Linked DNA regions of Mus musculus: all the other regions are linked to region 3. A link is a loop called in an ENCODE intact Hi-C map of the cell type or tissue named here. Cell type or tissue: heart. All regions are shown on one strand. Each heading gives the region's core, and the rest is flanking DNA. Links, peaks and the distances in the headings are about the cores only.

The links. A loop is a pair of places that touch in the nucleus more often than their neighbours do. Peaks named below come from ENCODE experiments on the same cell type or tissue, not always from the same donor. Only the 100,000 strongest peaks of a DNase experiment are listed, where the experiment ranks them.
Region 1: a loop joins it to region 3, with 3 times the contacts of the local background. A loop is called at or near these places in 11 of 42 quality-filtered maps.
Region 2: it touches region 3 in a loop (2.7-fold over the local background); 4 of 42 quality-filtered maps call a loop at or near these places.

Annotation. Positions count from the first base shown.
Region 1 is chr14:45,545,789-45,556,604 of GRCm38, forward strand. 4930527F14Rik (RIKEN cDNA 4930527F14 gene) reads left to right here. Exons shown (of 7, transcript NR_045809.1): 3 at 141-184. It overlaps LOC115488341 (a long non-coding RNA gene), which reads right to left and starts at 8,405. Exons shown (of 3, transcript XR_003951188.1): 1 at 7,990-8,405; 2 at 6,356-6,459; 3 at 371-391. In heart, for the core only: CTCF peaks have their summits at 2,594 (motif pointing left) and 5,503 (motif pointing right); DNase peaks (open chromatin) are centred at 4,733 and 8,263; H3K4me3 peaks cover 649 bases; H3K27ac peaks cover 547 bases.
Region 2 is chr14:45,534,368-45,545,183 of GRCm38, forward strand. Gm46452 (a long non-coding RNA gene) reads left to right here. Exons shown (of 3, transcript XR_001781252.2): 3 at 4,236-4,301. It overlaps Gm41144 (a long non-coding RNA gene), which reads right to left and starts at 9,032. Exons shown (of 4, transcript XR_003951187.1): 1 at 9,018-9,032; 2 at 6,908-7,496; 3 at 4,222-4,333; 4 at 1,203-1,269. It overlaps 4930527F14Rik (RIKEN cDNA 4930527F14 gene), which reads left to right and starts at 9,343. Exons shown (of 7, transcript NR_045809.1): 1 at 9,343-9,422; 2 at 9,908-9,990. In heart, for the core only: a CTCF peak has its summit at 6,045 (motif pointing left); a DNase peak (open chromatin) is centred at 5,514; H3K27ac peaks cover 1,488 bases.
Region 3 is chr14:45,597,400-45,605,399 of GRCm38, forward strand. Ddhd1 (DDHD domain containing 1) reads right to left here. Exons shown (of 14, transcript NM_001042719.2): 10 at 7,654-7,803; 11 at 5,240-5,492; 12 at 4,166-4,357; 13 at 1,703-1,786. Among named protein-coding and RNA genes, the nearest start is that of Gm41145, 19 kb to the left of the region's middle. In heart, for the core only: a CTCF peak has its summit at 4,794 (motif pointing left); no DNase peak of the experiment used is centred there; H3K27ac peaks cover 333 bases.

The sequences.
Region 1 (10,816 bases), core at 1,468-9,467, 50 kb before region 3:
AAGTGTTTCTAATAGATCCCCTTTCTATATGTCTAGAAAAGGACATTCATTCTATAAGTTCTGCTACTCTTGAAAGCCCTGATTGATAAATCTTTAAGCAAATTTTCTTCTAATAGTGTTGCTTTTTTTTTTTTCAACAGTCTTCAAATGAGTAAGAGTCACAGAAATAGTCAGCTAAAAGAAGGTAAGGACTGCGTTACACATATGGATCTTAGTGCGCTCTTGTCTCCATGGTAAAGGTGTGCAACTTTCAGGCAGGTAACGGACACATAGAATGTTCTCCCTGCATCTGTTCAGACTCAGTTGCCATTATTTCGGACAGTCCTGCTGACAACCCAGCACACGGGGGCGGCATGGTCTGATCATTCAGAGTTCAGACACAACACGAACCCTATGTAAACAGCCAACAATTTAAATGATGTAATGTTGATGAATCCTGTGCTGCACCCTTCCCCACTGCCCCTGAGTAGTCAACCCTGGTGGTGCTGACCCAGCCTCATTGCTCTTTCAGTCTCATTGCTCTCCCTGCGTGCTCGCATACACACAGTGGAAATTTATTGCCAGCGTCAGCGCCAACCTCATGGTGGCTTTTCCCAGAGGACGCAAAGGGAATTTTCAACTCTCATTTTCTTGGATCTTTTGGCAACCTTTGGTACGGAAAGGCGTTTTTCCCTCACAGCAGTCTGTTGGCTCCAGCATCACTGTGTGCCCTGGCCTCCCTCGGTTCTTCTCAGACCTTTTTTCCTCATTATGGCAGGTTTGCTTGGAGTCCTCAAGTCACTATCTGAAGATTTCCTTCTCTTGTCACTCAAAGGACTCTTCTAGGGATGTCATCCCATGGTGCCAAACCCCAGCTCCATGTTAACCATCCCCCAAAGTCAACCAGCAGGCATGATTAACCGGACCACACACTCAGTCCCTTACTGGAGCCACATGAGCGTCAGACTCAACACATACACCATTCAGTCCTGTGTCAGAGGCCAGGCTGTACACACAGTTGTTTTTGATACAATCTATACCTCTTGCCTCTTTTACTCCACTACTAAAGACTGTTCATTTTCTTTTTTTAATCCTACACCTTTACCAACTCCATCCCTCCGTCTTCCTCTCTACCACCCATCACATTAGCTGAGGCAGCTTGATGGAGTCCCCACACTTGCTCTTGTGCTTTCTAATGCTCTCAACACTGTAGCCCAACAAACAGGGGAACAACAAACTCAAAGTCTATTGGGAGAAAGATGAGAATCTTAGCATGGCACCCGGGGGCCCTGAGTGACCTGTATCCACCAGCTACCTCTTGTTCTCAGCTCCTGCCCTCCTTCAAACATTGTCTGGTTTCTCTAATCAGTTTCCTCCACAGAGCATCCGAGAGTTTTCACTGTGTGACAGTGCTTTTCCTTCTGGTCCTCTCTCTATTTAACCCTCCTCCTTCAGATTTATTTATTTTATTTTATGTGTGAGTGCTCTGCCTTTACCTATGTATGTGAACCATGTATATTCCTGGTGCCTACTGGAGTCAGAAGAGGTCTCCAGTGCCCTGGGAGTTACAGAGGACCTGGGAACTTGGCTTTTCAGGAGCTCTGAATGACAACTTTGGAGTTCCTGCTGTGTGGGTTTTGCTTCTTGGCAAAAATCTTTACAATAAATAATAGAAAAGCCCCGATAGGTCTCCAGTCTGTCTCCCCCAAACCAGAACAGGATCATTTCCTACATTAGGCCCAGCTAATGTTTTATCTGATTTAATTTTTAATATTTTGGATGGTGACTCTCACGAGTTTGCAGAGGAGGCCATTTCATAATTCAATATTTCTCTCCCAGATAGGGAGTGTTTCCAGTAATCAATCCAAATGTTTAAATTTATTTTGTTCTCTTGGAGATGAAGTGCTTCCTCTCTGTGAAAGGTAAAATTTTCCAAATATGGAATTAGTAAACAACAGCAGCCCAAGGGGCAGCCTATTTCCTTAGTCTGCGAAAAGAAATTAATATTCCCAACCAATGGTTTTCCTTGCTTTTCTGCAAGCCTATAATTTCCTCTAGTCTCTTATTATCTTCATAAACTTATTTCTTACTTTAAAAAAAAAGATGGTTATGAACCAGAAAGATGGTTTAACAGGTAATGGTATTTGCCTCCCAGCCTCCCCACTAACAGTGATGATGATGACGATGATGATGATGATAATAATAATAGAGAAAATGAAAAAGGGAAAGTTATACAACAAGTCTGGACAGGCAAATGTGAAAGAATCAAAGAAGCCTGAACTTCAGGATGGTAAGAGGGAGGGGTAGGTGCAGAGAGATTGTTTTCATTCAAGAGTCCCAAGAGGTTGCTGAGGGAACAGGGCACTCATTGCCAGCGCCCACAGGTGACCTGTGGCAATGGACATTAGGAAACCCAGATGGATGCCTGTGCAAAGGAGACAAGATGGTGTCAAGGGCAGAGAATCTATGATCCCTGTGTGGCTGAAGTGACAGAAATCAGTGGCAGATTAGAGGACCCATACAAGGCAAGCATGCCATCTGGTGGCTGACAACTGTCTGTAATTCCAGCTCCAGGAGATCTGACGCCCTCTTCTGGCCTCCAAGGGCAATGGCACACATATGGCATACACTCACAGATACACACGCATACACATAAATAAAAATAAAATAAATCTTAAAAAAATGTGGAAATGAAACAAAGCCACCAGAGCTTTCAGCTAGGATTGCTGGGCAAGTGGAAAGACCTGCATTAGGTCTTCTTAACATAGTGGTATCAGGACCTATATTAGGTCTTGAGAAAGAAATGACTTCAAGTTTGTTTTGTTATGCTGAGTCTGGGGTGGTGACTTAGAAACACCCAGTTTCCCCTGGGTTAAGATGGCTTTGAGACAATGGCTCACAAAGCCTGAATGCTAAGCCAGCCTGATTTTCTGAGTTCTAGCTCAAAAGGTGAAACATTTTCTTTCTGCCTTTTTAGCCCTTCTTTAGATACTGGCCCAAATCCTAAGCATGCATACCCTGAGGTATAAGCCTGGGACTTCCTCACTTCCCCTTCTGCCCTATGCAACTGCTTGCCCACCTTCATTGCCAGTCTGCTGGCTCTCTTGGACCCTTAACTGATGGGCATGGGTCTTGTCTCTTTCTTCTTCATATTCACTTTCCTCCTTTTAGCAGCTTGCCTGCACTGTTCTTAGTCTTCTCTCAAATATGTGTAAATGACCCTCACATTTCAGGACAAAAAGAGGCATTGTCTTTGTAGGTCTGAAGTTTGAGGACATAGCAGGGCTGCAACTCCACTTGTGAGTCATACACACACACACACACACACACACACACATATACACAAATACACTCATACAGACATGCATATATATACACACATACACACATACATATATACAGACATACATACAATTACATGATATAGACATAGTAACTTGATAATGCGAACATTACATACATAAATGAAAGACAAAGATATTTTGGAATCACTCAGGCAGAAAGAATAGCTACATGGAAAAGAGCCACGGGGCTCTTCAAAAAGTAAAGATCAGATCAGAGGATCCGAGGAAACAGGAACATGTCTGGCCCAACGAGTGAGGTTTCCAGAGTGTGTGGGCCTGAAGGTGCCATAAACAGCTGGGCGCCATCCCTCTTGCTTTTTAGTCTTTATAAAAATCCAGTTCCCAGGGGTTGCTGTAAGTTCTGCTTACTTTCTGTGTTAGCACATTCCAGGTGTGGCACCAAAGCTCCTCAGACTGAGTAATTTAGTACTTGCAGGAGTCTATGCCCATAGTTTGGGAAGCTGGGAGTCTAAGGTCAGTGTGCCAGCAGAACTGATATCTGATCCGGTCCCATTCTTTGCATGTGGGGCAGCGACTGGGTAAGACATGTGAAGGAAGCCCTTTGGGACTTCATTCACAAGGCACTAAACCTCATCCGGTAAGATGGACTTTTTTTTTTTTAAGATCTATCTATCTATCTATCTATCTATCTATCTATCTATCTATCTATCTATCTATTGTACACTGTTGCTGTCTTCAGACACACCAGAAGAGGGCATCAAATCTCATTACAGATGGTTGTGAGCCACCTGTGGTTGCTGGGAATTGAACTCAGGACCTCTGGAAGAATAGTCAGTGCTCTTAACTGCTGAGCCATCTATCCAGCCCCAAGATGGACTTCTTATGATTTAGTTCCTTTCTAAAGGCCCTTTTGACATTATCATACTGTGGATTAAATTTCGACACAGTTCAAAACCTCATCTGAAGTGTCTGGGACCAAAAACGTTTGTTTCTCCGCCTCCCTTCCTTTTCTTACATCCCTTCTCCTCCCCCTTTCTCCTCCCCTCTTCTCCCTTTGTGTCCTTCTCCGCCTCTGCCTTCCCCTCTTCTCTTTCTTTAGATTTTGAGATATTTGCTTACAAGCTGTCGATCTCTGCACACCTCCCACACCCAGGATAAGACCAAGAATACGTGGTTTTGAGATGAAATTTCAAGCTTCAGAGCATTTTTAGTTTTATATTTTTAGATTGGGGATGCTAAACCTGCATGAATGGGGGCCTTACAGATATTCAGGCCACCGCATTACCTGTTCTGGAAAATAGTTGCATCACATTGCCTGTGTTCAGTGCTCACCGATGCCAAATTTCGGTAAAGGTCCTGGTGTTTATTTAGTGCAACCTCCCACACTGTTGGAAAGTGTCCCAGTGAGCTTTTTTCTCGCTGTGATAAAACATTAGCCAAAAGCAACTCGAGGAGAAAGGTTAATTTTAGTTAACAGGTTAGTCCATCAGGCAGGAACCTCAAAGCAGCAGCGGAAGCAGGGGACGGCTGACCCCTGAAGAAGGCTGCTGGCAGGAACCCTGGGAATTGCTCTCCATGGCTTTCTCAGCTTGCTTTCTTCCACAGTCGAAGACAGCCTGTTCTGGTGTGGCACTGCCCAAAGGGGTGGGGGGCTTCTCACTTAGATCATTAAGGTGGAGGAGGAAGAGGAGGAGGAAGAGGAAGGAGGAGGAGGAAGAGGGAGGGGGAGGGGGAGGAGGTGGCCACGGCGGCTGCAGTGGTGGCGGCGCCGGCGGCACATTCCTTTAATTCTAGCACTCAAGAGGCAGAGGCAGGCAGATATCTGTGAGTTCGAAGCCAGCGAGTCTAGGACAGCAAGGGCTACACAGAGAAATCCTGGCTCAACTCCCCCCAGGCCCCCCAAAAGAAGCCCTAAGACATGCCTGCAGGCTAACCTGATATAAGCATTTTCTCAGTTGAGGTTCCTGCTTCACAGCTGATTCGCTTGGATCAAGCGAATGAAACTAAATGGCACAGAGAGCGAGCTGAGGCTTGCAGGCAGAGTGTCTCTTGGTAAATAATAGGCAACAAACAGTGAGCTACACCAACCTAACTGAACAGCAATGGTGAAGGAAAATGGCATGTGAATGCATTATGTTCTGCGTTTAGAAGTTTTGCGTTCCCCGTTAGTTCTAACTACCGCCCTTATTGGTACCATTAGTCCCTAACTTGACCAGTAGGGGGAGCCCGCTGGGGATAGGCCTGAATGAAGCTTATAGAGAGGACGGCGGGCAACATGGCAGACACCCACCCGCTCTTAGTATGCCTGGGCGATACGTGCCAGGAATAGGAATAAGAATCGGTCTAGCTCTGCTGTGTCTGTTTAGCTGCATTCCATTGTTGTTCAGACAAGGTCTCATGCACCCCAAGCTGGCCTCAGATTTGCTGTGCAGCTGAGGATTTACCATGAATTTCTGATCTTGTCTTCATCTCCTCAGTGCTAGGATTGCTGGTGTGCACCACACCATACCTGGTGCTGGGGATGGACCCGGGGAATCCGTGTGTGGTAGGCACTCAATCTACTAACCGAACAACATTTCCTGTCCGGTTTTTACTACTTTATGGCTTAAGGTAGTCTGTTACGTAGCCCAGGCTAGCGTAGAATTTCTGCTCCTCCTGCCTCTACCTCCTGAGTGCAGGAATTTCAGGGAATAAAAGGATCATCCATCTACACTCTCGCTGTATTTACTTTCAGCTATTAAAGCGGGAATTATAAAAAATAAGGTGTACAGTCTGCTGCAGAGGTCAAGAAAGTTAGTTTAATTTTGTTCACAGTTCTTAGGCAGGTAGGTGCTCAGCGACAATCGCCATCGCTATTCTATATCCAGGAGGAGATGCTGTGCCTTGAAAAGGTCCACTGAGGCTGCCTTCCCAATCAGGACACAAACGTGCAATCAGTCAAAGAGCCCGCACACACATGGCTCCTCCCCCATCCTCTTGTTTGCTGGACACACACTTAACCGCCACTGAGAACACAAGGTTCGCACTGAGAGCCCCCATGCACCTGCCGGCTTTGTGGTCAGTGCGCTCACAGGAAGCGCTTTCTTCCCACGGACCGGAGGACCACCGAAGCACTTGATTCCTGATTTGCTTCAGGAAGACACCAGGTAAGGAGGCTGTTGCTTCCAGGCTGCCTCTGAGGAAGAGAACCGAGATAAAGACGACTTCACATCTGTCTGCATGAAGGGTGAGAGGGTGACTGTTCCCATTTTTAGGCTCTCAGGAATGCCCTAAAGTTCAGTGCAATGACTCAGCAAGCACGGGGCAGGGCTTCAAATTTAACGTCCGGTGTCTGACTTTTCTATTCTCTAAACAGATGCAGAAGTCCTCACAAAGGAAAGGGAACAAGAAATAAAACATTTCCTAAAAAAAATACTTACCCCAAACTTCCATTTTTGTCTTGAACCACAGTTTTAAACAAGAGGAACATATTGCGGGCAGATATATTGGCAGGACTAAATTCTAAGAGAAATCATTGCTAACCACACAATAAGTACTTCCCGGGTTCAAGCACAGCGCCCTCTAATGGGAGCACTTTTGCTTGAGAGCATGCTCATTGGAAGAGCACCCTCACTAGGGAGCACCTTTCTGGGGCTGGTTCCAGATACTAACAATACAACCCTAGACAACTAAAATACTTACTGCGTAGACTAAGTATTTCCCATGGAGTTCTCACACACACACACACACACACACACACACACACACACACACACACACACAGAGAGAGAGAGAGAGAGAGAGAGAGAGAGAGCGAGCATGTCAGACAGTAAAATGGTACCTGAAAACATTCTAAGGAATGGACACATCTGCATAGAGGCTGAAACCAAGTGGAGGTCAGAGGTGTGATAAAGGCCTGACGGTGACGGTTTTCTGGTTGGGAGACTGACTGTGGGAGGCTCAGTGCTGGCTAGCTCTTTGTATTTGCATGTGCACTTATGCATTACACACACACACACACACACACACACACACACACACACGAAAGAAGGGGGAAAGAGAAGGAGGAGGGGGAGGGAGGGAAACACACAGAGAGAGCTACCTGCTGATGCCTTAATGTGTCTCAGATATGTTAGATAAACCTTTCTCCAGAACAGGAATTCACTAGGGCTACAAGCCAGACAAGGACCAGCAATAGCTCATTAAACTAACTCATGTTCAACCATTGGTCACTGGAGGTGGCTCGCCCACACTCCATCCTTCCACAGGGAAATGGGCAGAACTCACATCTTTTGTTTTTGTTCATGGCTCTGCCCCCCCAGAAGTGGTACTGGGGTACTCTTGGAAGAGACTCATGGGTCACTTGAGACAGGATGAACCACACATGAGAACGGCCATGTCATTCAAAAATTTGACCAAATAACCGTCCTAAATGTTCATCTACTTTGGAGTTCCCAAACTAGTGGCTGGTAAACAGCAAAGCCACATTGAGTGAGTTGGAGAACCTTCTGGAAGTCCATAAAACACACATGATATATGCCATTACTAGAAACTCAGAAAGGGTTAGAAAGACTGAGGATCAAAACTGTTCCTTTCTCTTCTGCTTCCCTCCCCCTCCTCTGCTTCCTCCCTCCTCTTTTTCTTCCCTTCTCCTCCCTCTTTCTTTCTTTCCCTTGTCTCTTCTCCCCTCCGACCTTCTACACTAAGCATGCTCACTTGGGCCCACCTCTGAGAGCATGAAGTCTAGTCTTTCTGATCGCAGAGCTTCTGTGTCTTACGGGATCTGTTTGAGTCTGGTCCCTGTCCAGGCTGCAGAACTTCATGAAGACCTGTCCGTCTGTATTTGAGTGTGTTCTTATAAAGCTTCTAGTAAGTTCCAGAATGTAAACTGGCCCCTTCCAGCTGGTCGGATGCTCTGTCCTTTGGCAAATATAGCACATGCCATGCCTGAGAGTTCTCCTCACTAGGTAGGCACCCTGCCAATCAAGCCTACTGGGAGGGGACAGCTGGGTGGAATTTCCCCTTGGGCCAGATGGAGCACCAACAGCAGACATGTGCAAGATAAACTCAGAGGATCCCACACACTGTTTTCTTGGCCAGGAGGACCTTAGTTTTGCTTTGTTTGGGGAAGGGGGTGTTTTGAAACATGGTCTCATGCAGGCCAGGCTGGCCTTGAAGTTCCTGTGTGGCCCAATGTGACCTTGAACTCTGTAGTCTCCTATTTCCACCTCCCAAGGGCTGAGATGGTTGCCGACGGCTTCTCCAGTTCCAGCTTCAATGCATCCCTCCTGGAACAACCTTGGTACCCTAGTGACATGGAGGCTTGCTGAGCACACAAGCCTTTTGCAAACTGTGCTGCATTAGCATTTAGGTAAAAGTAAAATTATTCTCGATGCTCAGAAGGACCAGAATGATTGAACGTCTTCTGGGGGGAACTCCAGAATGCCTTGTCCAAATGACCTTGGCGAACCTTGCAGCGTTTACACTTACGCTGCCTGCTCGGTTGAAATGAACTCATATTTTGCTATATCAGCCAGTATTCTTATGGATCCATGCCCAGGAATGAACTCATAAAGTTGGATAATTTTTTAGGCCATTGACTTATGATCCAACATGAGTTTATCCTTTAGTAAATATCATTTATTGGTTGGCTTAGAGAAGAAAAATTTTTTTGAAATGAAGTATCAAATCTTGAGGTTAAACGAATTATATGTGGCCAGGTGTCTTAGTCAGGGTTTCCATTGCTGTGAAGAGCAAGCAAGCTCTTATAAAGGACACATTTAATTGGAGCTGGCTTACAGGGTCAGAGGTTCAGCCCATTATCATCAAGGCAGGAACATGGCAGCATCCAGGCAGGCATGGTGCAGGAAGCTGAAACTTCTACATCTTCATTTGAAGGCTGCTAGCAGAGTACTGACTTCCAGGCAGCTAGGGCAATGGTCTTAAAGCCTACACTCATAAGGCCACACCCACTCCAACAAGGCCACACCTTCAAATAGTGGCACTCCCTGGGCTGAGCATATATACAAATCACTGCAACAGGTGAACAAAAGAATGAGAAAAACAAGAAAGAAAGTGAATAGGTGAGGCAAGAGGTTTTAACATATTAATAAAAGAAAGCAAAATTTGGGAAAATATTCCATGCTTTGATAATAAAGGGGAAATGGGAGAGTGCATATTGGCAATTTGTTTGCACTCCCATGAACTCATTCTGGAAATAAGTGTATTTAAGGAACAGAAAACAGCGGTTCCCTGTGGAGTGTAGGAGCTGGGAAACTGGAGACAGATTTGCTGCAGGTGTTGTCATGTACATTTATTTATTTATTTATTTATTTATTTATTTATTTATTTATTTATTATATGTAAGTACACTGTAGTTGTCTTCAGACATACCAGAAGAGGGCGTCAGATCTAGTTATGGATGGTTGTGAGCCACCATGTGGTTGCTGGGATTTGAACTTGAGACCTTTGGAAGAGCAGTCAGTGCTCTTAACTGCTGAGCCATCTCACCAGCCCTGTCACATACATTTTAAAACATGCTGGCTTCAACCTAAGAGAATGCACTGCCTATTTAAAAATCCAAATTTAAAAAGGTTAATTGTATCTCAAGGCCAGGTTCAAATCAGGCTCTCAAGACACCTTTGCACTCATAATCCCCTCCCTCACCCTTCTTTAGTTAGACATACTCACTGTAAGCCCCTGTCAGGTACAGCCGTCAGTAGGCAGGGTTCTCCTTGACCTTACATGGGAAGAGTTACATGGGTTAAGCAAACTGTTGATCACAGTCAGTCGGCCCGGACAGTTCTTCCTCTGAGCTCTTTGAATGACCAACTCCATCCGGCTCATCTCAGCGCCAGTACCAACTTCTGTAGACACTGCCCTTGGCCATTTCCTGTGAGCCTCACAGGCTGACAGCTACGTTTCTCTTAACTATTCTTTATAGCATGCACGGTTACTTGAGTGAATCTAAAAGTTTTTAAATAAAAATGTAATTACTAGTTACCAATTTAAAATAAAATATAATTACATCATACCTCCATCTTTTCTTTCCTCCCTCCAGCCCCCCTCTGTGTCCTCCCTTCCTGTCAACTTCTATATGTCCCTACCTTCTCTCAAGCTGATTGCTTCTTTCCTTTGAATATTATTGTTTTACACACACACACACACCCTACCAGGTCCATTTTTGTTGTTCATGTATATATGATTTCAGGGCTGACCACCTGGATAATCAGTCAGGAGGCTCCTTTGTGGGGGAGGCTAACTTTTCCTGTCTCTCTCAGCTGTCATCAATTGCCTGTAGTTCTTTGTGTGGGAGTGGGGTCCTGTGAGATTTCCCCCTGCCTTCCTATCATGTGTATTGATTGATTTTCTCATTGTTTCCCTCTCTGGTTAATGCATCTCATTCTAGAGAGGCAGCCTTACAGCAGACTTCTTGGCGCTCTGACTCTTACAGTCTTTCTGACCCCTCTTCCTCTATGTTCCTTGAGCCCTAGGTTTGGAAGCTGAAGTGTTGGAAAAGCATGTGTAGCAAAGAGGGGCCATCAAAGCAGAGG
Region 2 (10,816 bases), core at 1,565-9,564, 61 kb before region 3:
ATAAATCACAAAGGGAAGTGGGTGAATTGGGTTTTACCACAATGTAAGGGACAGGTCGGTGCAAGCCAATGGCAGAACACTCGCTTAGCATGTGCTCCAACATAGGTTCAGTTACCAGCACCTACATGGCGGCTCACAACCATCTGCATCTCTGGTCTTCTGACCTCTGTGGGTACCAGGCACACATGGTGAACAGATATAGATGCAGGCACATATACAATAATTGTTTAATGTAGGGAACAAACCCTATAAAGTACTTGCAAATAATGTCTGTTAAGGAATTTTATCTCGACTATACAGAAACCTGTTACAGTAATATGAGATAGATAGATTATTATTATTATTTTGCTTTTTTATTATTATTTTCTATTTTGGACAGGGTTTCATTATGTAGGCTTGGCTGGCCTGGAGCTCTCTACATAGACCAGGTTGGCCTTGAACTCACAGAAATCTACCAGCCTCTGCCTCCTGAGTGCTGGGATTAATGGCATGTGCCCCACCCCTAGAAAGAGAGAAATAGTTTTTAATGAGCAAAGGCCGTAACTATCTGAGAAGATGCTTAGTGTCATTGGTCATCTAGGAATGCGAAGCAGAGCTACAAGGAGCTAATATTCCATACTACTACAACAATTACAGTTTAAAAGATGGCAATAGGACATGCTGGCTAGGCTCTGGAAGTACCATAAAGCCTTTGTGTGTGTGCATAACATTTGACAATGTGGAGATAACATTCTTTGATCACATTTATGCCATTTCCTTCTCATATCTCCCTCAACTCCATCTGAAATTCCTCCTTTCTAACATATCCTCCTTCTACTCTCTTACTAAGTTTGAGGAGGGCTGCTTAAATTCTCATGAGTGTGGGATTATTTATTGGATCATGGACAATTCACCAGTAGCTACACCCTGAAGAAAAATTAGTCTCCCTCTCTAGAAACCTTTATTTACCAATAGTTCCTTAGCTGAGGGTAGGGCCTGATGGTTGGTCCATGCCCCAAAGATTGTTGATGAAATATTGATGGCTCAATCTTTTTTTTTAAAGATTTATTTATTTATTTATTTATTTATTTATTTATTTATTTAATGTATGTGAATACACCGTTGCTCTCTTCAGACACAGCAGAAGAGGGCATTTAATCCCATTACAGATGGTTGTGAGCCACCATATGGTTGCTGGGAATTGAACACAGGTCCTCTGGAAGAACAGTCAGTGCTCTTAACTGCTGAGCCATGTCTCCAGCAGCTGATGGCTCTATCTTATGCAGGCCTCTGCAGGAAAGCACAGCTACAGTCATCATGAGTGTTTCACAGCACTACCCAGACCCGACCCCCCATCTCTATAGAAACTGCTGTTCATACACACCGCTGAAAAGAATACAAAATGGCCAGCTGCTTTGAAACAACTTGGCAGTTCCTCAGAAAGTTAAAAGTAGGTTTATTGTAAGCTATCCACCAAATTCCTGAGTTGAAAACCTAACCTCCAAAGTAGTAGTACTGAGATGAGGGACCACAAGGGCTCCCTTTGATTAGGTCATTGGCTCTTATGCATGTATGTAGCTAGAATGCACCTTTATGAAACAAAAGGGTTTTGTTGTTGTTGTTGTTTTTGATTGTTTTTTTGTTGTTGCTGTTTTGTTTTGTTTTGAGACAGGGTTTCTCTGTGTATTCTTGGCTGTCCTGGAACTCACTCTGTAGACCAGGCTGGCCTCGAACTCAGAAATTCGCCTGCCTCTGCCTCCCAAGTGCTGGGATCAAAGGCGTGTGCCACCATGCCTGACACAAAAGGGGTTCTTACTAGACACAAATAGACTTTCCAGCATCCAGAAACTCTCTTATTTATAAGGTGTCTCATTATAGTAGTCCAAAAAAAGCAAAATAATAATAATAAGAAGAAGTTACGATATAAGCCAGAAAGTCTACTCCTGGATATATAATACAATATTTAATATATAAAAACGTGTCTACCATAGCCAGGGGTGCATCTCTCAGCATCAGTGTGCTTGCATTTGCTTTTCCTGGGCTCTACATTTAATTCTGAGCACTGTGAACAAATGGGGAGAAAAACCTCAAAACCCTAAAAGCCTTGCATGTCAATACTCCTAATGTCTAAAAGACGAAAATAGCCTGAATGTCTTACAAATAATGAATCTATACATAAAAAACAGTATATCCAGGCAATAGCATATTGTTAATGTTTTTATTAGTATATATTAGTTATAGATGATAGTGGGTTGACATTTTCCTGCACGTTCACAATGCAATTTGGTTGTATTCATAGACGCATGTTACTCTGCTTGTCCCTTCTACTTCTGGCACCTCTTCATCTACACAACCTATGTCCTCTCTACCTCCATGTTTCAGTGCCTGTGTGACCCAATGAGTTCACAGGGTCATTTATAGGAGCGTGAGGGAGGGGTTGTCTCTCCCTTCATATCTCCCTCCCTCCCTCCCTCCCTCCCTCCCTCCCTCGCTCCCTCCCTCCCTCCCTCCCCACTCCCCCCTCTCAACTTGTATTATAAACCTTCAGGCCCCATGAGCTCCTTTCTTCCATGATGGGAAGTTGCTACCTGGCCGATGCAAAGGAATATGGTTCAACTAAGGAGAAACAGGCAAAAAGAACAACAACAACAATGTAACACTTTGTCTGCCACGTTTGAGGCCGGGGGATTGATTGCTGTTGAGGCCCGGGGATTGATTGCTGTTGCAGCTTAAATATGAACTGTCCTGTTGGCTCAGATGTTTCAATACTTGATCCCAGGCTGGTGGCACTGTGTTGGGAGGTTGTGGAACTTTGGGGTTATAGTGCCTAGCTGGTTAATGTCAGCCATTCAGGGTGGACCTCCAAACACACAGCCTCAGCCAGTTTTTTTTTTTTTTTAAGATTTATTTATTTATTATATGTAAGTACACTGTAGCTGTCTTCAGACACTCCAGAAGAGGGAGTAAGATCTCTTTACGGATGGTTGTGAACCACCATGTGGTTGCTGGGATTTGAACTCTGGACCTTTGGAAGAGCAGTCGGGTGCTCTTACCCACTGAGCCATCTCACCAGCCCCTCAGCCAGTTGTCATTCCGCACTCTGCTTTCTAGTCCACACACAACTCCATCAATCTCTGCTCCCCACTAGGACATCCACCAAGACTTCCCCACACTTCCAAATTCTGATCAAGATTAATCCTTCCTAGTGATGGAGAGATGGCCCAGTATGGACTGGCCTTCTAGAGGATCAGAGTTCGATTCCCAGTGCCAACATGAAGGTCCACAACTATCTGTAGCTCCAGCACCAGGCATGTTTGTGGTGCACAGACACATGTGCAGGCAAAACACCCATACACATTTAAAAAAAAAAAAAAAAGCTTAAAAAGACCCAATTCATGAGCATGGGCAGGGGAGGGTATGGGGGACTTTTGGGATAGCATTTGAAATGTAAATGAAGAAAATACCTAATTAAAAAAAAAGACTCAATCCTCTTTTAAGTTTCTGTCACATACTTTGGTCACACGGAGATGGAAGTAACTAACACAATCTTGGTCATTACACATACACATGGAACACTGATACATGCTACGCTGAAATCATTCTGAGCGAATGAAGCCAGATACACACAAAAGCCTGATACGTGGTTCCATTTATATGGAATATCCAGAGTAGGGCAGACCACAGAGACAAACAACCTCGGTGGCTATCAGGAGGTGCTCTGTGCCATTTGAACCATCCCTCCAAGTAACCTGATTTTTCCCTCCCCATACTGAGGATTGAACTTGAAGTTTCAGACCTGCTGTGCAAGCATTTTACCACTGAGCTATATCCTCAGCTTTCTTTCTGTTGTTGCTGTTGTTTTTGTTACTTAGAGTCTGAGTCTCACTAAATTGCTCAGGCTGGCCTTGAACTTGTTCTGTAGTCCAGGTAGGACTTGAACTCAGATCTTTTTACTAGTAGGTAGGATGGAAAGATAGCCCTCGGGGCTGGAGAGATGGCTCAGCAGATAAGAGCACTGACTGCTCTTCCGAAGGTACTGAGTTCAAATCCCAGTAACCACATGGTGGTTCACAACTATGGTAATGAGATCTGATGTCCTCTTCTGGTGCATCTGAAGACAGCCACAGTGTACATACATATAATAAATACGTCTTTAAGAACTCATACTCAGAGTGTAATATGTGCTGTGTTCTCTCTCTCTCTCTCTCTCTCTCTCTCTATCTATCTGCCTACATCACTCACCTTGGACCACATAGCTAGCAGGTGGAAGAACTGAAAATGGAGTTTGGGTTTGAAAACAATAGAAATGCTTCGAAATGTTCACGCGTGGATGATGATGAGAGCAATGGAGTCACTGAAGAGAGAAAGAGACACTGAGAGAGTTCAGGTGCTGGGGGAAGCTGAAGAGATTTCATAAGGGAAAAAAAGGTTAAACTAGGGAGCTTACGCAGTGGCTCAGTGGGTAAGACCTGTTCTTGCAGAGAACTTGGGTTTCATTCCCAGACTTTGGAGGGCCTCTCTCTGAAGGCATCAGGCTCATTCATATATGCAGACCATATCTGGGGCTCATTCATATATGCAGACAATATATACACATAAAGTAATATATAATCATATATATCAGATATATTAGATATATCATATATATATAAAGTAATCATATCTATCCATCTTTATCTACCTATCTATTTATCTACCTACCTATCTATCCATCTATCTATCTACCTATCTATGAAATGTTGAACTTGAGGTTAAAGTATTTTATCCAGTGGGAAATTCTGCAGGGCAGTTAGATAAGTATGCCCGGTAATCTTGAGAGAGGATCAAATTGCACAAGAAATTCATTAAGGTAGAGGTGAACCCTAATGGATGATTTAACCTTCCCAAATGACACTGCTCCTTGAAGTCTCTCAAAGGCAGAAGCAAGAAAAATACAAGAGTCATTCAAGGTGACTGAAGACAGAGAAGAAAGGACCAAAAGGGTTGGGGGAAAATGAGGTCAGTCTAATGTCAGGTGTGGGGGCAGGGGTGGGGGCGAGGAGAGGTAAAAGTAGAAATCACGCATCCATTTCAAGAAAGGAAATGCCATCCGCGGTATCAAATGATGCTGTGAGGTTCGAGGTTCAGGAGAAAGCAGTACACTGCCCGAGATAACTGGAGAGCCGACGGAAGAAAAGCAAAATGTTCAAGGGAGATTTGTTTGGCAAAGCTGAGCAAGAAATAAGATGGGGATTTGGGGGCAGAACAGGAGTAAAAAAATGCTTTTCCGAAAGAAGCCTGAGTTTGAGTTAAGGCTTGGGGAGGTATAGGGGAGGTCCTGGCAAGCCAGAGGAAACATACAAACGTCTGACAGTGGAAAGGCACCTCCGGACAGAGCAAACCAGAGTATAAACACATTTAAACAGATACAGTGGCTACTAGCCAATGGGAGGGTGGGGCTCCTTGGGCTATTGTGCAGCTCAGATGGACTTCCTCCAGGAGGTCAGAGCTGGGCCGGGATGTAAGAAGGGAAGGAAGGATGCGATTGAAAGATTATTTCAGTACAACTAGGACAGAGGCCCTTAAACGAAAGCCGGCAGTGACGTCACACATGCAAATGTGCCTGGCCTTTGGAAGCTGGCCTGGGAACAGTGAGGAGGGCCCCTACTTGTGAATGGCTAGGAGCTTAGGGACCTGCCTTCACACTACAACAGGAACTGCACCCCAGTCAGGGATTCATGTTAATAAATGGGCTAGGCTCTGCCCTGATTCCCAATGTTATTCATTGTGCAGTCGGTTTCTCCTAGTTTGGTTGGCAGGCCTAAGTCTCCATTCTGAGAAAATGGTCACCCTGGCTCTGTCCTTTGTTATTACTGTGTCCTCTGCAAACACACACACCCTTTGTTGGTCCCAAAGCAGGATTTGCAGGGCCACTGAAAGCCAAGCCAGGCAGTCACCTCGATTCCAATTGCCCTAAGGCCAATTTACAAGGACAAAAGTGTTTTGTTGTTTTTAATCTGCTAGGTCATAAGGAGGCTTCTCAGGTGACAGAGAACGTCCCAGCAGCTGAACAGCGCCATCTGGTGCCTGGGAGGTGTCACTTTGAAGCTTTGCTCTTATTCGAACTAATCTAAAAACACCATTAAGGCTCACTACCAATTGTAATACCAGTTCTAAGGGATCCGATGCCCTTTTCTGGCCTCTGTGGACATCAGGCATATGCGTGGTGCACAGACATACTGCAGCAAAAAAAAAACAAAACAAAAACCAAAAAAAAAAAACCATACACATAAAATTAAAAACAAACAAACAAACAAACAAACAAGGAATTTAGCCAAAGCCTGGGGTGTAGTGGCACAGCCTTTAACACCAGCACTTGGAAGGTAGAGAAAGGCAGATCTCTGTGAGTTTGAGGCCAGCCTGGTCTAAATAGAGAGTTCCTAGCCAGCCAGGACTACATAGTGAGAATCTCTTCCCCCTCCCCCCTCTTCCCTCCTCTTCCCCTCCCCCTCCCCTCCCCCTTCTCTGCCCCCTCCCCTCCCCCTTCTCTTCCCCCTTTTCTTCCCCCTTCTCTTCCCCCTTCTCTTCCCCCTCCTACTTCTCTTCCCCCTCCTACTTCCCTTCCTCCTTCCCTTCCTCCTTCGCTCCCTCCCTCTCTCTGCCAGGGACTGGTGAGATGGCTCATCAGGTAAAGAACCTGCCATCAAGTCTGATGTCATGAGTTCCATCTGTTCATGAGTTGTTCCTCTGTCCTTCCTGTGCGTCTATGGAATGTGCAACCCCCTTCCACCTCCCCCATGTCTAAAGCCCAAATACATAAATAATAAATAATAAAAAGCAGAGAAGATGGAGCTGCTAGTGTTATATGTATTATATGTATTTTACCATAACAAAGACTGGGAAAAGATGAGCTTTTCCCTGTGATGTCGTTCCCTTTTGGATGACCTACCCCCACATGACTGCGTTTGCTGCTTCTGATCATCCCCGTTGCTATGTGTGCAGATTCTGTCATCTGTAGCTGAAAAGCAGAGAGAGAAAGTATGTTTTGATCACATGCATGCTTCCAGTACTCCTTCACAGATAATGGTCCTGTAAGCATGAAACCATTTGGATGGCATGCTGGAATGCGGCATCTCTACTTTCTCAGTTCTTTAAAGCATATTTATATTACATTTTATCCCCCTCCCAACCTCTGTATGCGCGAGCATGCCCTCTATACTTCCATCAGAGGAAATCTGGCAGGGGTCATTCTCTCTTTCTGAGATGTGAGTCCCAGGGATGGAACCCAGGTTGTCAGGCGTGGTAACAAGTGCCTTTATCTGCTGAGCTGTGGCAGGGGCCCTACAGTTCTGTTACTGTTTACATTTCGGCCCCAAATTGGCTGTGAAGAAACCAAAACGTATCACCTTCAATTTAAAGTTTGCTGTTGAGCTGAAGGCAATGGAGAAACAGCAAGCAGAAGAAAGGCTCCATCTGCTCCCCCTTTCTCCTGAGACAGGACACAAAGGGATACAAATTCTCCCGGCCAGGTGACAGCTCTACATTGGAAACAGAAGGGTGTGAAAATACATTTTATTCATTCATTTTCTTCCCACCATTTCAGACCCTTGGAGCCTAGAATTGTTCTCCTCTGTGATTCCATGTCTCTGCTGTTTCTTTTTGGCAGGTGCTGGAGATTGAACCAGGTGTCCTGAACAGTAGCATTCTACTCAATGGTGTTCTACCACCGAGACATATTCCCAGCCCTCATTCTATTTTGTGTGTGTTTTACCTGCATGTATATCTGTGCACTGTGTGTGTAACTAGTGCCCATGAAAGCCAAAAGAGGGCATCGGGTACCCTAAGACTGGAGTTAAGACAGTTATGAGCCACTTTGTAGATACTAGAATTCAAACATGGGTCATCTGGAAGAGCAGCCAGTGCTTTTAATTGCTGAACCATCTCTTGACCCCTAGTGCTTGTTTGTTTGTTTGTTTGTTTGTTTGTTTAGAAAAGATCTGTCTATGTAGCTGGTCTCTAACTCAAAACCCTTCTGCCTTTGTCCCTTGGGTAACACACGCTATCCTCCTATGTCTGCAGGCTGGCATTACAAGTATATGCCACCACCCCACTCTAATTTCTTGATCTTGCTGGAAGTTGTTGTATAAGCCAGAGCTCTGAGGCTCTGCCTGGAGGTGTTTCAGGAGGCTTCTGTGTGATGCTCACTAAGTGTGGTGTTAATAATCCTGCTTTTTGCTTCTGATAGTCTTTATAGTCTTAGCTAAGAACTACAAGGGGTTACAATAGAAGGCTTTCACCTTTGACAATTGCTTTGACCATCCCACTCAAACTGTTTCTCATATCACCCGGTACCTCCACCTTGGTGTAGGCAGCAGACTAGGCTGGCCTCAAACTCAGAAAGATCCTCCTGCCTCTGCCTCTCAAGTGCTGGGATTAAAGGTGTGCTCATCACCATACCCAGCTCCAGGTTCTTTTTTTTGTGCCATCTTCTTCTTTAAAATTCTCTCTCTAGATGATTTTCTTGTTTAGAGGCTGAAGATGGCCATTCTGCTGAGCCCCAGGTTTCTTGTCTAGACCCGCTCTTGATGCTGCAGAATCTCAGACCCACGGGAAACATTTCAGAGTGCTCTGTTCAGGGTGAGACTCTGGACTTCTTCACCAATGTCTGTATCATTCGTATCATCAAATGGTACCTTCGACTCTGTTGTGTAACTTAAAAATGAGGAGGCAAGCTTGGTCTTCTGCTTTCGTTTTCTGCCCTTCTACAGTGACCCACTTAACGCTGAGTTCTGCTAGTCTGTGTCTGGAGTAGATTACAAATTGAGCCTCCATTTTCCATCCCCACCGTCCCTCTATAGTTTAAGCTATGGTCAGGTCATCTCATCGAGATCGTGCACTCAGTAGCCTCCAATGTGCTTTCTCCAATGTCCCTCCAGTTTACTTCCTACCCAGTCCCCAGAACAATCCTCCCAATCCGTAACTCTCACAGTAACCGCCTTCTGCGTGCTTCAGATGACAGCCATCATTGAAAAGCCTCACGTGATCCAGCCTGAACTGACCTCCTGATCTCTTGCTGTCTGTGTCACATCGCGCAAGCTTCCTTGCCTTTCTGTCTTACCACACACCATCCCTTTGCCTGCAGGCTTTCCTGGATCCTCTCTGGCTATGTGTGAGTCAGCTCTGGAAGGCTCTACGGCAGCACACTCAGTAGGAGCCGCAGGTCCTTCCTGTCTGTTCACCTTGTGTTTCCCCACCTGCTTCTGTTGTCCTAGACGACCATGCAGTCACCATGCCTTTGTTTGTTTGCTCACCTCTGAACCCAGAATCTGAGCTCCTAGAAGAAAGGCATCTCCCTCTATCCCACAGGCACGGCTCTTCATAGCCACACTCCAACTGAGTACAGTGCCCAGCACATGGCTAATACTCCATAAATATTTACTGCATGAATAAAAGATCGAAAGAGGGTAAGTAAAAGAACCCCCCGGCTGTGTACCTTGCCTTGGGTCTATGCTTCCAAGAAACTTAAACTCTCTTAGAGGGCCATTAGATCCAAGAACATAAACATCACAGATAAATATTGATGCATTTCTCCAGCCACATGAATATTCAATAATGTGCTGCTTCTGATGTTGTGCTGTAAACAAGCTGTGTACTGCCTTAATGTCCTCATAGGTATGGGTCTGTAACCCCTCCCCTCACTGCCCTTCAGTAGTCAACCTTGGCCCCCTGTCCACACAGCCTAAATGCTTCTCCTCGAATGACTTCTGTGCTTCACTGAAGCCGAAGCCTTCAGGAAGTAGCCCGCTTGCCTTGCTCTACCAACTCTCTTTCAAGCCCCTAAGAGGATTGCAGTGCAGAGGCACCCAGATCTCCATTAGAAGCTGGTCCACCTGGAGCTGCATCCCGTGCCCTCCTGGTCTCTATTTGTGAACTCTGGACTCTTTTTCAGGGACTCCCGAGTCTCTTCTGGACATGGTGATCCTTCCCTCACAGCATGTACTATGCTCAGCTCCTCCCTCCCTCTTGGGCCAGGTCTGGGGTAGGGGAGAGGGGGGAGGGGGAGGGGAGGGGGAAGAGGGGGAAGCGGGGGGGGGGGGGAAGAGGGGGAAGCGGGGTGGGGGGGGAAGAGGGGGAAGAGGGGAGGATGGCTCAGAATGCCCCGCCCTTTCCCATTCCTTGCAGCCATCCTCTCCTTCCCAGTCAAACTTCCCAGAGACATTTATGGCTCTGTCTATGCCCTCATATCTCTATCTCCTTACCACCATTTTGGCACTATTGAATCAACTTCTTCCCTACCCCACAGACATAGTTAATAGAGTAATCACGAATTGCCTAAAAGCCACTATAATTGGTATTTTAAAAAAAAGGAAGGGGGCTGGTGAGATGGCTCAGTGGGTAAGAGCACCCGACTGCTCTTCCGAAGGTCTGAAGTTCAAATCCCAGCAACCACATGGTGGCTCACAACCATCTGTAACAAGATCTGACTCCCTCTTCTGGAGTGTCTGAAGACAGCTACAGTGTACTTACATATAATAAATAAATAAATCTTAAAAAAAAAAAAAGGAAGGAAGGAAGACTTTTATCCCAGGCACGAGGAGGGGGGGGGGGGTCACAGAAAGTACCTTACCAGGAAAGCAAGTTGTAAAGTGGCATTACAGAGGCTGGACATAGGTACTTACTTCCCATCGGAGGAAATACGGGAACAAGTTTGAGGTGGTGAAGCAATGTTTATGGCAAGCCCTTGTTTGACCTGACCAAACCAGAGTGCAGTTGCTGGAACTGGGGCCATGCAATCAACCTTGAAATTGACCAGCTTTCTGGAAATAGGATACTCATAGCAGTAATCACTCATTGACAT
Region 3 (8,000 bases), core at 1-8,000:
CTAAATGACTGCTGTCATCATGGAGCTATCTACTCTATTCTGTGCTCTTGTCATGCCTGTCACCTCTGGGGACACTAGCTGCTACCTAGACTGGCTCCACCTGTGCTAGGGTAGCCAGCTTTCCCCAGCCAACGTCCTCTGGGCCCTCAGTGCAGCCGCCTCACGTCTTGCTGGCTCTGAAGGAAGGAAGGAAGGAAGGGAGGAAGGAAGGAAGGGAGGGAGGGAGGCCAGCGGTGAGTGGAGTGGGCTTGTGTCCCATCCTCTCTCCACGTGGCTCACAGGATCTCTACGGGAGAGGTTTACACGGCAGCACCACTGGGTTCGGCTGTACAACATGCCCATGGTCAAAGCAGGCTCTGATGCACGTGTACCAGTTGTCCTGGCATTATCACACCCAGACTTGCTGGGACTGCAGAGGGAGATGGACTCTCCTCCTCTCTCTAGCCCTCTGGGATCATGGGGGAAGGAGAAAATAAAACCACCTTCCTTTCTTTCTCTGTGCTTCAGATACCTAAATGTAAAATCTGTTAAAAAAAACAAAACACAAAGCCCTTTGCTCCTGAGCAGCCGTGCCTTAACACAGATGCACGCGTATGCTCAGGCCGCACCGCAGCTCTGGGAGGCAGTCCTTCAGGGCTGTCTCTTGGTTGGACAGTGTATCTCATTGGCTGGGCCAGCCTGGCCAGAGCGGTGCAGGGATTCAGTCCCACGTCTCCACCCCAATGACATTACAGCTGTGTACTGCAGTGCCCAGCTTTTTAAAAAGTAAGCTTTGAGGTTTGAACTCAGGCTCTCTCATAAACATTTTACTGGCTAAGCTGTTTCTCTAGCTTAACACGAGTTATTTTAGTGGAATTGTTTGTCTATGACTACCAGTTGGAGAGATCCTTACATAAGATAAGTTCTTGAGGGGAACTCACTGAGATTGGCTACTATAAACTCTGCTCTGGAGGCACAAAAGGAGCCAGCTTGTTATCCTCAACCACTGTTTCGGAACTATACAAAGCAATCTTTTTTGATAACTGAAAAAGATGCACAAAAATTTAAAGGTGGGTAAAATTACAAAGAAAACCCTGAACACATTTTTTAACACCAAAGATAGAATTCACTATTAATAAGAAAAACACGAAAGAGGAAATATAGAAAATTTAGAAGAAATAAGAAGTTAGTAGGAAAAGTAATTATTAAGATTAGTCCTTGGTGATAGATTCAGGATATGTTGGAAATGAAGACTGGGAATAGCTTTGCACCAGTATCACTACATTTAAAAATATCCCCCCCCCCGCCCTCATCACCCCATGAAGGACATTGAGCATTGTGTAGAATGAGCTGTCAGCTAGGGCAGACCCCAGTCCAGGTGCTGATGTTAGACATCACCAGTACAAGTGATGCGGTTCTCTGTGGCAGGGAACTGTATGCTAAGCACAGACGTGGAAAGAACAGTGGGCCTGAGGCCTGAGGACAATATAGAAGACAGACACAGGCCTAATGCCCTCTCTTCTCTCAAGTCCCTCTTTGGTAGGAGTCTATTTTTTAGCATCTGAAGTGGGCATGAACTCTACCATTGAAGACAAGAACACACACATAGTCTGCTGTGGTAGCACTGAAGCAGCTCGCAGAGAGCTGATCCCATTTCTCACTGAGCAGACCTCTAAGGAGAGCATTTCAGGGTGCTGAGTGCCACTCCTGACATATACCATACCGAGGCTATCATCTTTACTCTGCATTACATTTTCCGGAAAAAGAAGTTGTGGGAGATAAAAGAACGATTCTTGAAGTCTGAAATCTGTGAAGAAAAACAAACAATACGCGGTGTAAAGGCAAGGCTGATAGTTACAAATGGCCTTCAGTGTTGCAGTGGCCAATCGTTAAGAACCACATTCCAAATAGGCTGATTAAGCCTAGCCCACAAGGAGCGCACCTCTAGGCTTCTGTCAAGAGCTCCTTCATGGAAAATATGGACACAGTTCAATTCTCAAGTGTAATGTCAGAATCTGTTAATAAGCTCAGATACTCCTCAAACTCAGTGCTAATTCACGTTGTAACCTACAGGGCAAAAACCAAACCAAACAAAAACAACCAACCAACCCTCCCCTAAACAAACTAAAAAAAAATCCGGCAGGAGCACAAGAAATGAAACCATAAAATGCTTTAAGATAAGCCTTGTCTTTTCAGAAGAAATTAAGGATAGCTGTGCAAGATGTGTCAAGTCGATGAAAATAAAGGACACCTGACAGGACTTACTCTTCACAGAGAAAACAGGATTGATCATGGATTCAGTCTGTATCCTCTTTACCCTCAGACAATGAGACTCAAAGACAGTGGCGTCAGATGAAGGCTATCCAGAAAGCTGAGGCACTCAGTGTGAGGAGGGGAGGAGGAAGGAGGCCCAAGAACCTCATCACAACAGCCAGGGTCCACAGAGATTTAAGGAAGAGAGAGTTTCAGGATTGCAAGTCAGCAATTATGGCATAAAAGTCAGGATTACACAGAAGGAACTCTACTGAGGCAAGTCTAAGAATCAGGAACCCAGACCCAGAGTGACTGAAGACAGACGCGCACTGTCAGGGCCTGACTCTAACATTAGTCTATCTCTTTAGAGCTGACTATATGAAACAGACTCATAGATATCTCAGATGTTGTCGAGACTACAGGTGAAATCTAACAAGAAGACTGGCAGAGCATTTACATGCAAGTATGACACAGCACGGCTGGGGTGTAGCCCAGCAGGACCGCAGGCTGCATGCACAGCACACACTGGGTCTGGGTCTGAGGGGACATGTGTGGTGAGTTCTGTTCAGCTGAGCTCCCACTGCGGAGGGAGGGAGGGAGAGAGGGAGGGATCTTTACATTTGTAGCAGCATACAGAACGGACCGGGGTTTTCTTTGCTCAGACACTGTATGTGTTCACTCCTGCTGGGGTCTCAACTGTTCCCGGGAGTGTCTGTCCCCAGTGTGCACCCTCCCATTCACCAGCATCACTGCCATGCACTGACAAGACCATGAAGAACTGTAAATTCTTAGTGCCACCTTACAAAATTCCTCCAAAATAACTGTTTTCAGAAGTTAACTATTTTGATTTCTGCATGCCACTAAAGTTTATACATTTATAATCATGTTTCTAACTAAAAAATAAAAAAAAAACAGTGTAAGAACTCAGAAGAAAAATGAGCTTTATACAAATATCAACATCTAAAAAGAATTGTTTACACATGGCCCTAATGACTTGCAAACACATTTTTTAGCACTGGAAAGGACTGACAGATGCTGTTGGCCCACATAAGAACGCCTAGCCCTGCTGCCTAGTTACCCTGGAGTGGACTATGTGTGTGGAGGAGTGGGGCAGCCTCTTGGATGCCACCCAGACCGGTTCTGGTTGATGGCTGTTTCAGAATTCAGGGTGGCAGACACAGTAAGAACACGGTGCTCCTGGTAGCTGCGGTGGAGTCTGTTAAAAGGACTGGAGAAGTCCATTCCCGCTTGCTAGCTACAGAAAGGAAGCGGCTGCTTCAGAGTCTGTCTCTCCTTATCATCGACGGGAAGACACAAAGTGTCTGTGCTATTACCTGGCACTTTAAGTTCACCGACAGACCAGTGCTTTACAGTTATGCCAGATTAAAAAGTCTTAAGTCTACTGGGAAACAAGAGATCTACCTTAATGCTTCATGCACCTACTCACAGGTCTCCCTACTGTCTACTGGTAACAGGGCAGGGACAGAAGACACACAGTGGGGCCCAAGAGAATGCCTCAGCCTTGGAGGGCTCAGAAAGCTGCATAGGAGTGTGTGGTTAGCTGCAGGACAGAGCAGTGTGTCAGACAGAGGACACATCTAGAGTGACTGGAAACTTAAACCTTGGTGAGCGTATTAATAAAAATGTACTTTGTACAAGCTAGGGTTGCCTACCCCAGAGACTTGTCTTGTACTTGATAATTTAGACTCTCGTGCCAGAGAGTCCTGGTTATAATCTAGCAACTTGTCAACGCAGATACTAAAACTACACTTGCCTAGAAAATATTCTTAAAACTCACATTACCTTTCCTTTCAACGACTTCAGACTTGAGTGGGACCACTACTGGCCCTGCTCGCCCAGCCCTCCCCGCCCACCCATCAAAAGCTACAGAGACAAAGGCACAAAAGCTCAAGGATAGAACTGTAGGACTGACATGCGGAGTCGAGGAAGCCGGAGCCACTGTGCGGCAGGGTCTGCGTTGCCACGGTGGTGGTAGAGGGTGAAGCTGAAGGCTTCTTATCATCTTCCAGTGAGTCTTTAGATGGCTCAGACGGCTGTGATGCTGAAGAACGTCCAAATCTTGAGAACAACATTCCTCCAAGGCCCTTTCCAATGCTAGCAGCCCCTGCATGTCACAGAATAAGGCAATCACTCCACTGACTCCGCTCACAGCACCCTGGGGAGCAGCACCCGCAATCACAGCCGACTGACTGAGGGACTTTCTCAGGGTGGGGACCTAAAAATATTCCAATTTCTACTGTAGGTTTCTAAATAAGAATGATGTTTAAAAGAAGGAAAATATAAATTCTAGGAATACAGATACAGGAACATATAGCCAAAGCAACCCAGGTGTTATTTTATTCAAATATTCATTGTTACAGAGGTTTATGGCAAGATTAAAACTTCTAACAAGAGACCCATGCGGTTGACATGGGGCATCTACCTATTAATAGGAATATGTCTTACTAAATGTATGCTATACAATGCCATTAGTAACCTTTACGCATGATGTCAAATAGCAAGTAAGTTTGGTAGCTAAGGCCTACTTAGAGTGCCATCTTGTGGCACTTAGATAAAGGACACTCACTCAGAAACAAAGGACACATTCAAGTGCTATGCAATTGAAATACCCAATTTCTATGCTGGCACAGGAAGTTACTCAAGGAGAGATGAAATATCCCTCTTGCCTTAGGAAGCGAAAGGACTAAACAATTTCACTTTGAGAGGACATCAGAGACCTTGATGCCCCCAGAATGCACAAGAGCAATAAAAACAACAGCATTTTAAAGGCTCCCTCAGCAAGTCACAGAGCCAAGATTATAAGGAGCAGCAGAAAGCCCCGTCCTTTCTTCAATCTAGTCAGAGGATGTCAGAGCATCTGCTTCAGTCAGCAAAGACGCTAATTCAGGAGATGGACAGGTGGAAGATTTCTAACAGTGCATTTCCAACCAACTTAATACTTACACATAAAGTACTTACATTCATAGGTAAGAAATGAGAGAATTACCCAATATGCTTGCTTTGCCAATGTTAGTTATAGATTCTCCATAGTGGCGCCGAGATAAGACGGGGGAGGTCACAGGGCTTGGGATAGCTGCTATGTTCTCACTGTCTGAAACTGAGGTAGGTTCTTTTGCTGGGTTGAGAAAATTTGGCTTCATATGCTCATAAGGTAGAGGGTTTGAAGTGTTGTACCAGTGGATCTGGACTGGAGAAATGTTGCTGTAGTGTTTCAAAATCAACGGTTCTAATCTGTAGGCCTAGATTTTTAAGAATGCAAAGAAACATGACCTTAATTCACAATTCCTGGATTTTAGTAAAATGTTTATTCTAAAGTGAGAAAGAATTTTTAAAAAATGGTTATCTGAAAAACATTTTTCACTGTTACTATGTGAGGTTGTGTAATTACACGTCCCTAATAGTGAGATTATTAAAAACCCAAAAGAACAGTAATAAAAAAAATGAGTTATCTTTGTCTATTAATTTGTTTTCATAGAAAGACGGTTTCACTGTATTCTGATCAAACAAGAATGAGTCTTGTTGGGCTGGTGAGATAGCTCAGCGGGTAAGAGCACACTCACTGCTCTTCTGAAAGTCCTGAGTTCAAATCCCAGCAACCACATGGTGACTCACAACCACCCGTAATGAGATCTGACGCCTTCCTCTTGAGCATCTGAAGACAGCTACAGTGTATTTATTTATAATAATAAATAAATCTTTAGACAGGAGTGAGCAAAGGTCCTGAATTCAATTCCCAACAACCACAAGAAGGGTCACAACCATCTGTACAGCTACATAAAAATAAATAAGTAAATCTTAAAAAAAAGAAAAGAATGAGTCTTGTTATAAGGTCAGACTCACAAAGCTGAAGTGGAGGACAGCCCAGACCTTAGTAAATAAGGTCAAACACGTGACTCCAATAAGAGCCTAACTTGAAAGCCAAGGAAAGGTTGCTGTCCAGCAAGTCGCTCGTTAGTGTGGTGTTTACTGAGAATCCGTAGTGCAGATTCTCACTGCTGTTAGCAATTCACTGCCATTTAATACGTCACAAAGATCTCGGCGCTCTCTTATAGGAAGAAGAGAGCAGGTCTGCACAAGCATTAAGAAAGCATTAGGAAAAAGCAGACTGGCAGGATGCACACTCAGAACATGTGAAGATGGGTTCAAATCCCAGCACCAAACATAGAAAAGCTAAATGTGAGATGCACAAAGAAGACAGAATTCATGCTTGGAGTAAAACATACGGCCATGCTAGTCTCTGAAGGGACTGCCAGGCCTGCAGTCTGCATCTGAGCCTCTAACACATGTAGGCTATCATCCCGGTGCTTTCAGCGCCTCAGCTTCGCTTACAAGAGGTGGCTGTAAGTTTACACACATGTGACTTTGTAAAATAAAAGCTAACTTCAGATATTTAAAATCCTTTTACTGTGTGTGAGTGTGTGTGTGTGCTGTACTAACCATTCTCCCTAACGATGTACACAAACGTCTTCACTCTGTGTGGTGTGGAACCACACTCCTCCTGCAAGCTAGGCAAGCATTTGGCCACTGAGCCGTACTCTAGCCTGTGTCTTGTCTATGAACGTCCTCTCAGCTCTCGCTATTTACACCTGGATTAGATCTCCAAGTGTTTACATTTAGACACAAAATTAGCAGAAAATTGAAAAGCTTGAGTACTTTACACTTCCACTCAACTAAATACACGACTTCACCTCCTTTCTTGTTTTTGGTTTAAGAGAATCTGCCAGACTCATCTCAATTTTATAGCATGCTTTTGAAAAACATTACTTAAAGCAGGACATTTTAACTATATTGTCTTATTTATTTATTTTTGTGTTTGTGTACTATAACACATGGGTGACAAAGATCAACTTTTGGGAGCTGCTTTCCTTCTTTCATCACGTGGGTGCTGGGGAGTAATCTCAAGTTGACAGGTGTGGTGGCAAGCGCCTTTCCCACCTTCTCTTGCCAGCCTCTAAAGCAGGTAAGACTTACCTGTTCCTAGGCCATCAAAATTAGAATTGCTTACAGTGCGTAAAGCAGATGTTTGTCTCCTGTAGCGCTGACCAGGGATATTATTTCACAATGTATTGTTTAATCAGAGGTTGCTTTATGTGGCTGTGCACCATGCGCATGCACGGCCTCCACTGAGGTTGGACTTAAGTCATCTGATATGGACGACGGGGACCAAACCCAGGGCCTATGCAAGCACAGCAAGTGCTCTTAACAACTGCGTCATCTCTCCAGTCTCTGATGTTACCAGTACAATAGAAGATCCTCTCTTAACATTTTATTTCATGAACTCTGAATGAGCAAATATTAAGATATAACCTTTCCCAATGAGCCAGATAATAAATTCCCTTGTTAATTCAGAGTCCCTGGCAAGATTTCTCCCAGAGCAGCCATGCTAATGCTGAAACTCACCACTGGGTCCGTAGGATGAAAAATATTTAGTAAGCGGTTACAGATCTCTCTAGGTAAAATGTGGTCTTGACTTCCAGAATTTCCTGGTCGGATGCCGCGTAATGCCAAAAAAACTGCTAGCGGAGATCCCATACAGAAGAAATTTTCAACCTAAAATGAAAAGAGCCATTCTAAATTCACCAAATGATGGGAGTGTTATTTTCAAGGGACTCTGAGGATAACATGTTATATAATAAAATATAAGCAATAACATCACCTCAAAGTATATTTGTTTTAAGTAAGTTGCCTCCAACTCTGAGGCTTTACAGAGGTGCAGCGAGGATTTCTACAGCGGAGGCTGGGAGAAG